2 separate regions of the Homo sapiens genome follow, and region 2 is linked to region 1. A link is a loop called in an ENCODE intact Hi-C map of the cell type or tissue named here. Cell type or tissue: ovary. All regions are shown on one strand. Each heading gives the region's core, and the rest is flanking DNA. Links, peaks and the distances in the headings are about the cores only.

Region 1 (2,902 bases), core at 284-2,783:
AAAAAAAAGACCAGGAGATAAGGGCTAAGTAATTAAATTTCTCCTTAGTGTATATTCATTGATCAGATTTTTTTTTACCAAGGCTACTTCACCCATTAGTCATGATAGGGTATAGTCCTAAGGCCTGTGAATTGTTCAAGGGCCTACAAAAATGGCTGAGGCCCAAAAAACTCGTTGCCTTCAAAATACAAAAAGAAAACAAAATTGAAATTAATAAGTGATATAGTTTGGATACTTGTTCCTTCAATCTCCTGTTGAAATTTGATCCCTGGTGTTCGAGATGGGACCTAGTGGGAGGTATTTGGACCATGGGGGCGGATCCCTCATGAATGGCTTAGTGCCATTCCTGCAGAATTGAGTTCTCACTCCTGGTTCCAGCGGGGGATATCGCTGCTAAAAACAGTCTGGCAGCTCCCCTCTCTCTTGCTCTTTTGCTCTCTCCCTGTGATGCCTGCTCTCCTTCACCTTCCATCATGAGTAGAAGTCCCCTGAAGCCCTCGCCAGAAGCAGAGGCTGGTACCATGCTTCTTGTACAGCCTGTAGAATTGTGAACCAGATAAATCTGTTTTCTTTACAAATAACCCAGCCTTGTATGTTCCTTTATAGCAATGCAAAATGGACTAAAACAGTAAGTCCCAATGTGCATAAATTTTAGTATGTATCATATGATATGGATCAGGATCTCCAAAAATAAGAATGTGTATGGTCTAGGAAGGTCTCAAAATGGCTCTTTCAAGGTGTCTATACACTGATATCCAGGCTCCAAGGAGATGATAGTGTGGAGCCTTCTCTCTAAAAGTCCTAAGACTGATAGATTCAGCACAGTATTTGGCCCGGAGTGGCCTGAGACAATACATTTCTTTCTTTTAATTTTATTTTTTTTGAGATGGAGTCTTGCTTTGTCACCGAGGCTGGAGTGCAATGGCACCATCTCGGCTCACTGCAACCTCCTACTCCTGGGTTCAAGAGATTCTCTTGCCTCAGCCTCCTGAGTAGCTGGGATTACAGGCACGCACCATTACACCCAGCTAATTTTTCTTTTTGTTTTGGTATTTTTAGTAGAAACGGGTTTTCACAGTGTTGGCCAGGCTGGTCTCAAACTCCTGACCTCGGGTGATCCGCCTGCCTCTGCCTCCCAAAGTGCTGGGATTACAGGCATAAGCCACCGCCCCTGCCCCAAAGTGTTGGGATTACAGGCGTGAGCCACGGTGCCTGGCTGGTAAACATTATTTCGTGAAACTTTTTTGTTTGGAATCGCAGTGTAAAATATATTTCTGGGAGTCATGGTCAAAAGAGTTGGAGAAAAGTGCGTCTCTAAGTTTTCTCCCAATTAGTGCCCCCTCTTGAGTTCCTGGCCATCTGTTAAATGTGTGCCATGACAGACGATGGACAGTAGAGGGCAGACAATCCCCGCACAGCAGCAAAGGCTGGACTTCGGAGGAGTTGGAAACCACAGGCGAATGCCAAGCAGGACAGAAGCCTGAAGCCAGGCCTGAAGCTTCTGAAAGAGACAGGGCACACGTACCTGGTCCTCCTAGGCATCGCAGCACTCTCTGTGTGATATAACTGCAGCCACTTTCCAGTCTCCATCCACAGGCTGGATCCTTGTCTTTGGATATTTTTCACCTCCCTGGGAGTACTTCCAGGTGTCTAGTTACTTTTAAACCAAGGTCCTGTAAAACCATCTTTGTTCCGTCACCCAGGCTGGAGTGCAATGGTGCGACCTCAGCTCACTGAAACTTCCACCTCCCAGATTCAAGCGATTCTCCTGCCTCAGCCTCCTCGAGTAGCTGGGACTACAGGTGCGAGCCACCACGCCCGGCTAATTTTTGTATTTTTAGGAGAGACAGGGTTTCGCCATGTTGTCTCCAACTCCTGACCTCAGATGATTCTCCTGCCTCAGCCTCCCAAAGTGCAAAGGGATTACAGATGTGAGTCACTGCACCTGGCCTGGCACTTTAATATCGTAGAGCAGAGAACACACACTGAGCTCTCAGTCTCCCCCAGGCACTGTTTGCAGCACTCTACATGTACTAACTCATGCACTCCTCACACCTAGGTGAAGTAGGTCAGGACACTGAGGATTGAGAAGCTTAGGTGACTTACCCAGCATTCCTGGCTAGGAAGAAGCAGAGCCAGGATCCAAACCCAGGCTAGCTGGCTCCGGAGCTTATGCTCTCAACCAGCAGCCGCTGTTGGTACAAGAGGAATAAATGCCTAGTCTTCTACCTACTGTATCTACTCCTAAGGATACTGAGGGTGTGATGTGGTCGGGAGAAACCCTGGAGGCCATCAGAAGAGCAGGGGATATTCAAGCCTAAGATGGGAAGAATGGGTAGACACCACTTCATTCTGCTATCTGAAGGGCTGTCTTTGTCAGAGGCAGCCTCAAGAGCAGAACTAGAATCAAACGGTGAAAAGCTAGGAGGATTTGGGCTCAGAAAAAAAAAAAAGAAAGACTTTAAAAAATGTATTATAAAATCTGGCCGGGCGTGGTGGCTCACGCCTGTAATCCCAGCAATTTGGGAGGCCAAGATGGGTGAATCACGAGGTCAGGAGTTCAAGACCAGCCTGGACAAGATGGTGAAACCCCGTGTCTACTAAAAATACAAAAATTAGCCGGGTACAGTGGCAGCTGCCTGTAATCCCAGCTGCTTGGGAGGCTGAGGCAGGAGAATCGCTTGAACCCAGGGGACGGAGGTTGCAGTGAGCCGAGATCGCACCACTGCACTCCAGCCTGGGCAACAGAGTGAGACTTCGTCTTAAAAAAAAAAAAAAACTTTATTCTACAGACAAACATAGGAAGCCCCATTGAAACCCCAACACTGTGCCACGTCTGTGTCAGATCTCCAGGGAAAACATTTCTCACAGTTGAGCCAGCCCTGTGGCGGTGAGCACTCTG
Region 2 (2,848 bases), core at 349-2,848, 330 kb after region 1:
AAGCACTGTTCTCACTGTTTAGCCATATTCACTCATTTAGCATGCGCAGTAGCTTGAATCCGGTTTTTCAATTATTCATTCCCTCTCTCTGCACGTGGCCGTAGAGTACACTAGAGTGGGCAGAAAATAAGTCACAAAACAGCAAAGAAACAGTGCTTTTGGAAGTAGGTATGAGACAAACTCTTTTCTAGGCAAAAGTAACCCACGAAAATGTGTGTGGAAAGGCCAGATCCTACTATTAGGCAGGATGGGAATTTGAGCCATTTTATTTGGATATTACAGAATGGGGTGACCCCAGAAAACTGGAAGAACTGGGGACCAGCAAATGGCCGACCTGCAGTCCTGAGCAGAGGATGTAGGCCAGAGTGGACCTAGAAGATAAGAAAGGGAATTGAATCCAGTAAGGGACAGACACTTTATTTTTTTATTTTTATTTATTTATTTATTTATTTTTGAGATAGAGTCTGATCTGGAGGCTGGAAGGCGGGGCTAAAACTCCCACTCACTTACCTCTACCAACAACTAGGCCACCAAGTCATTTCTGAGGACTGGCTCAAGAAAGCAGATTTAACTTACACTGGCCTAGCCCAGGCCACCAGATGCATCCACGGAGATCCAAATGCATATAATCACTTGAATCAAGATCTAGACAGGGACGCGTGCAGCAGGCTTCATCTGACTGATTCCTGACACGGGAGAGAAAGCCTAAGCTCCGAATCATCCTTCAATGTTTACAAAGGCCCTAAATAGCAGTGGGCTAATTGCTGTTCCTGGATTTCCAGGAGACCTGAGACCCATGAAGGAGCAGGAAAGAGCTTGGGGATAAAAAATTAATCTGGAACCTACTGGAGCGGAAGGGGCTGCACTCACCTGGAAAAGACAAAGTTCTTGGGAACTGGCCACGTAGGCCAGGTCCCTAAGCAATTCCATCCCGCACCCTAACACCCCGACTGGTGTTCCTGGGTCCCTAACATTGTCTGTACCCGCTTCGGAGGTTGGACAAAATGAGTTTTTCACTGCCCTGCCTCAGGCCTCTCTCAAAGGTCTGGCCCATGATATTTGGTGTACATTGGGACCCCAGCGCCCAGATATTTGAAACGGGGTGGGGAGCGGGTGTTGAGCTGCTACATTTCCAGGTTCTAGGTACCCTGGGGAACCCCTGGTCGTTGACGGAAGCACAGCGTTCAAGGGCGGCAGAGCTCAGGTACTGGAGGACACATGGGCCGCGCCGGGTCTAGCCGCGGGACATCCCCAGACCCCAGCACGGCCTCCCAGGCCGACCTTCCAGAAGCCGGCCCACTGCCTTCCCCGGGTCCCAGCCCAGAAAAGCGGAGACCTTCCCCTCCGTTTGGAAGATGGACTCATCCCCTACTTCCTCCTGGCTCCCCAGAAGACCTGGAGACCTCGGGAAGTGTTCTCATCTATGTTCGCTCCAACCCGGGGGCTCAGGCCCACCTCGATCCCGCCTTCCCGGGAGGTCCAGGAAGGTCCCGCCGCACCCACCCCGTTGGCCTCACCCTGGCTCGGGCCCCTTTATCATCCTGCAGCTACGCTCCGACCAGGAGGCACAGCCAGTCCCCACAGCCGGCTCTACCGCTCTGCTCGCAGGTTTGGGCTAGTCTGGGGCGGGGACTTGGGAGCGCCTAAAACTTGCGAGGAGGGCGGGGCCGCAGACCGGTCCTTTAAAGGTTGGAAGTGGCCCCGAGGCGCCGGCAGCCCTGGGCGGTCCCGGGAATCGCACAGGACCCGGCTCCCCTCGCCTAAGCTGCTGGGGGGCGCCATGGGCCGCTACCGCATCCGCGTGGCCACCGGGGCCTGGCTCTTCTCCGGGTCGTACAACCGCGTGCAGCTTTGGCTGGTCGGGACGCGCGGGGAGGCGGAGCTGGAGCTGCAGCTGCGGCCCGCGCGGGGCGAGGTCAGCGCGGGGAGCGAGGGGAGCTAGGGCAGCGGGGACCCCGGGCCCAGGCCCGGGCCGAGCTGGGCTCGCGGCGGGAGGGCGGGAGGCTGGGGGCGAGGTGACAGCGCGACCTCGCGGACTGGGACTTCCACGAAGCTGGGACGAGGTGGGCAAGATTAGGGACAGGGTCCGCAGCTGGGATCCCGGGCTGGGCTCAACCCCATCTCCCTTTCCCGCCCCTGGTCCCGGCAGCCCCCAGCTCCTTCTCCCAGTGACCCAGAGCCAATGTAAGTATGAGGCCAGAGGTCAGACGTGAAGCTCCTCCAAGAACCGGCGCGGGGAGAGCTCAGTTAATGGGACCCACGTGGGCGATGCTGCTCCAGCATCAGCTCCAGGCGCTGCGGGCCCTCGTCCTCCACCCGACTCCGGGCGTCTGAGACCCAAAGAGCAGGTTGTGCGGGGGCGGGAACGAGGCGATGCTGTCTTTGGAGGCCCTGAGAAACTGAGGTTGCACAGGAGCGCGGCTCTGTCCTCGAAACGGCCTCAGTCGGGTCCCTCCTACTAAGTCTGGCCTGGGTCCGGCCTGCACAGGAGGAGGAGTTTGATCATGACGTTGCAGAGGACTTGGGGCTCCTGCAGTTCGTGAGGCTGCGCAAGCACCACTGGCTGGTGGACGACGCGTGGTTCTGCGACCGCATCACGGTGCAGGGCCCTGGAGCCTGCGCGGAGGTGGCCTTCCCGTGCTACCGCTGGGTGCAGGGCGAGGACATCCTGAGCCTGCCCGAGGGCACCGGTGAGCAGGCGGCGTCGGGGAAGGAGGCACAAGGTCTCGGGAACTGCTGCGGGGCTAGGAGGGCAGAGTTAAGGACGGTCGGAGCAGACTTAGAGGATGTATGGGCCCAGGGCAGGTGAAATGTAGGGATCCCAGGGTGCTGGACAGAAAACGGGAAG

What was found. Peaks named below come from ENCODE experiments on the same cell type or tissue, not always from the same donor. Only the 100,000 strongest peaks of a DNase experiment are listed, where the experiment ranks them.
Region 2: it touches region 1 in a loop (2.6-fold over the local background); 72 of 110 quality-filtered maps call a loop at or near these places.

Annotation. Positions count from the first base shown.
Region 1 is chr17:6,664,792-6,667,693 of GRCh38, forward strand. No RefSeq gene overlaps it. Among named protein-coding and RNA genes, the nearest start is that of MIR4520-1, 11 kb to the left of the region's middle. In ovary, for the core only: a CTCF peak has its summit at 1,392 (motif pointing right); a DNase peak (open chromatin) is centred at 1,430.
Region 2 is chr17:6,994,338-6,997,185 of GRCh38, forward strand. It overlaps ALOX12 (arachidonate 12-lipoxygenase, 12S type), which reads left to right and starts at 1,712. Exons shown (of 14, transcript NM_000697.3): 1 at 1,712-1,915; 2 at 2,489-2,690. The coding sequence starts at 1,781. All of the region lies in intron 2 of ALOX12-AS1 (ALOX12 antisense RNA 1), which reads right to left. In ovary, for the core only: no CTCF peak of the experiment used is centred there; a DNase peak (open chromatin) is centred at 1,644; H3K4me3 peaks cover 517 bases.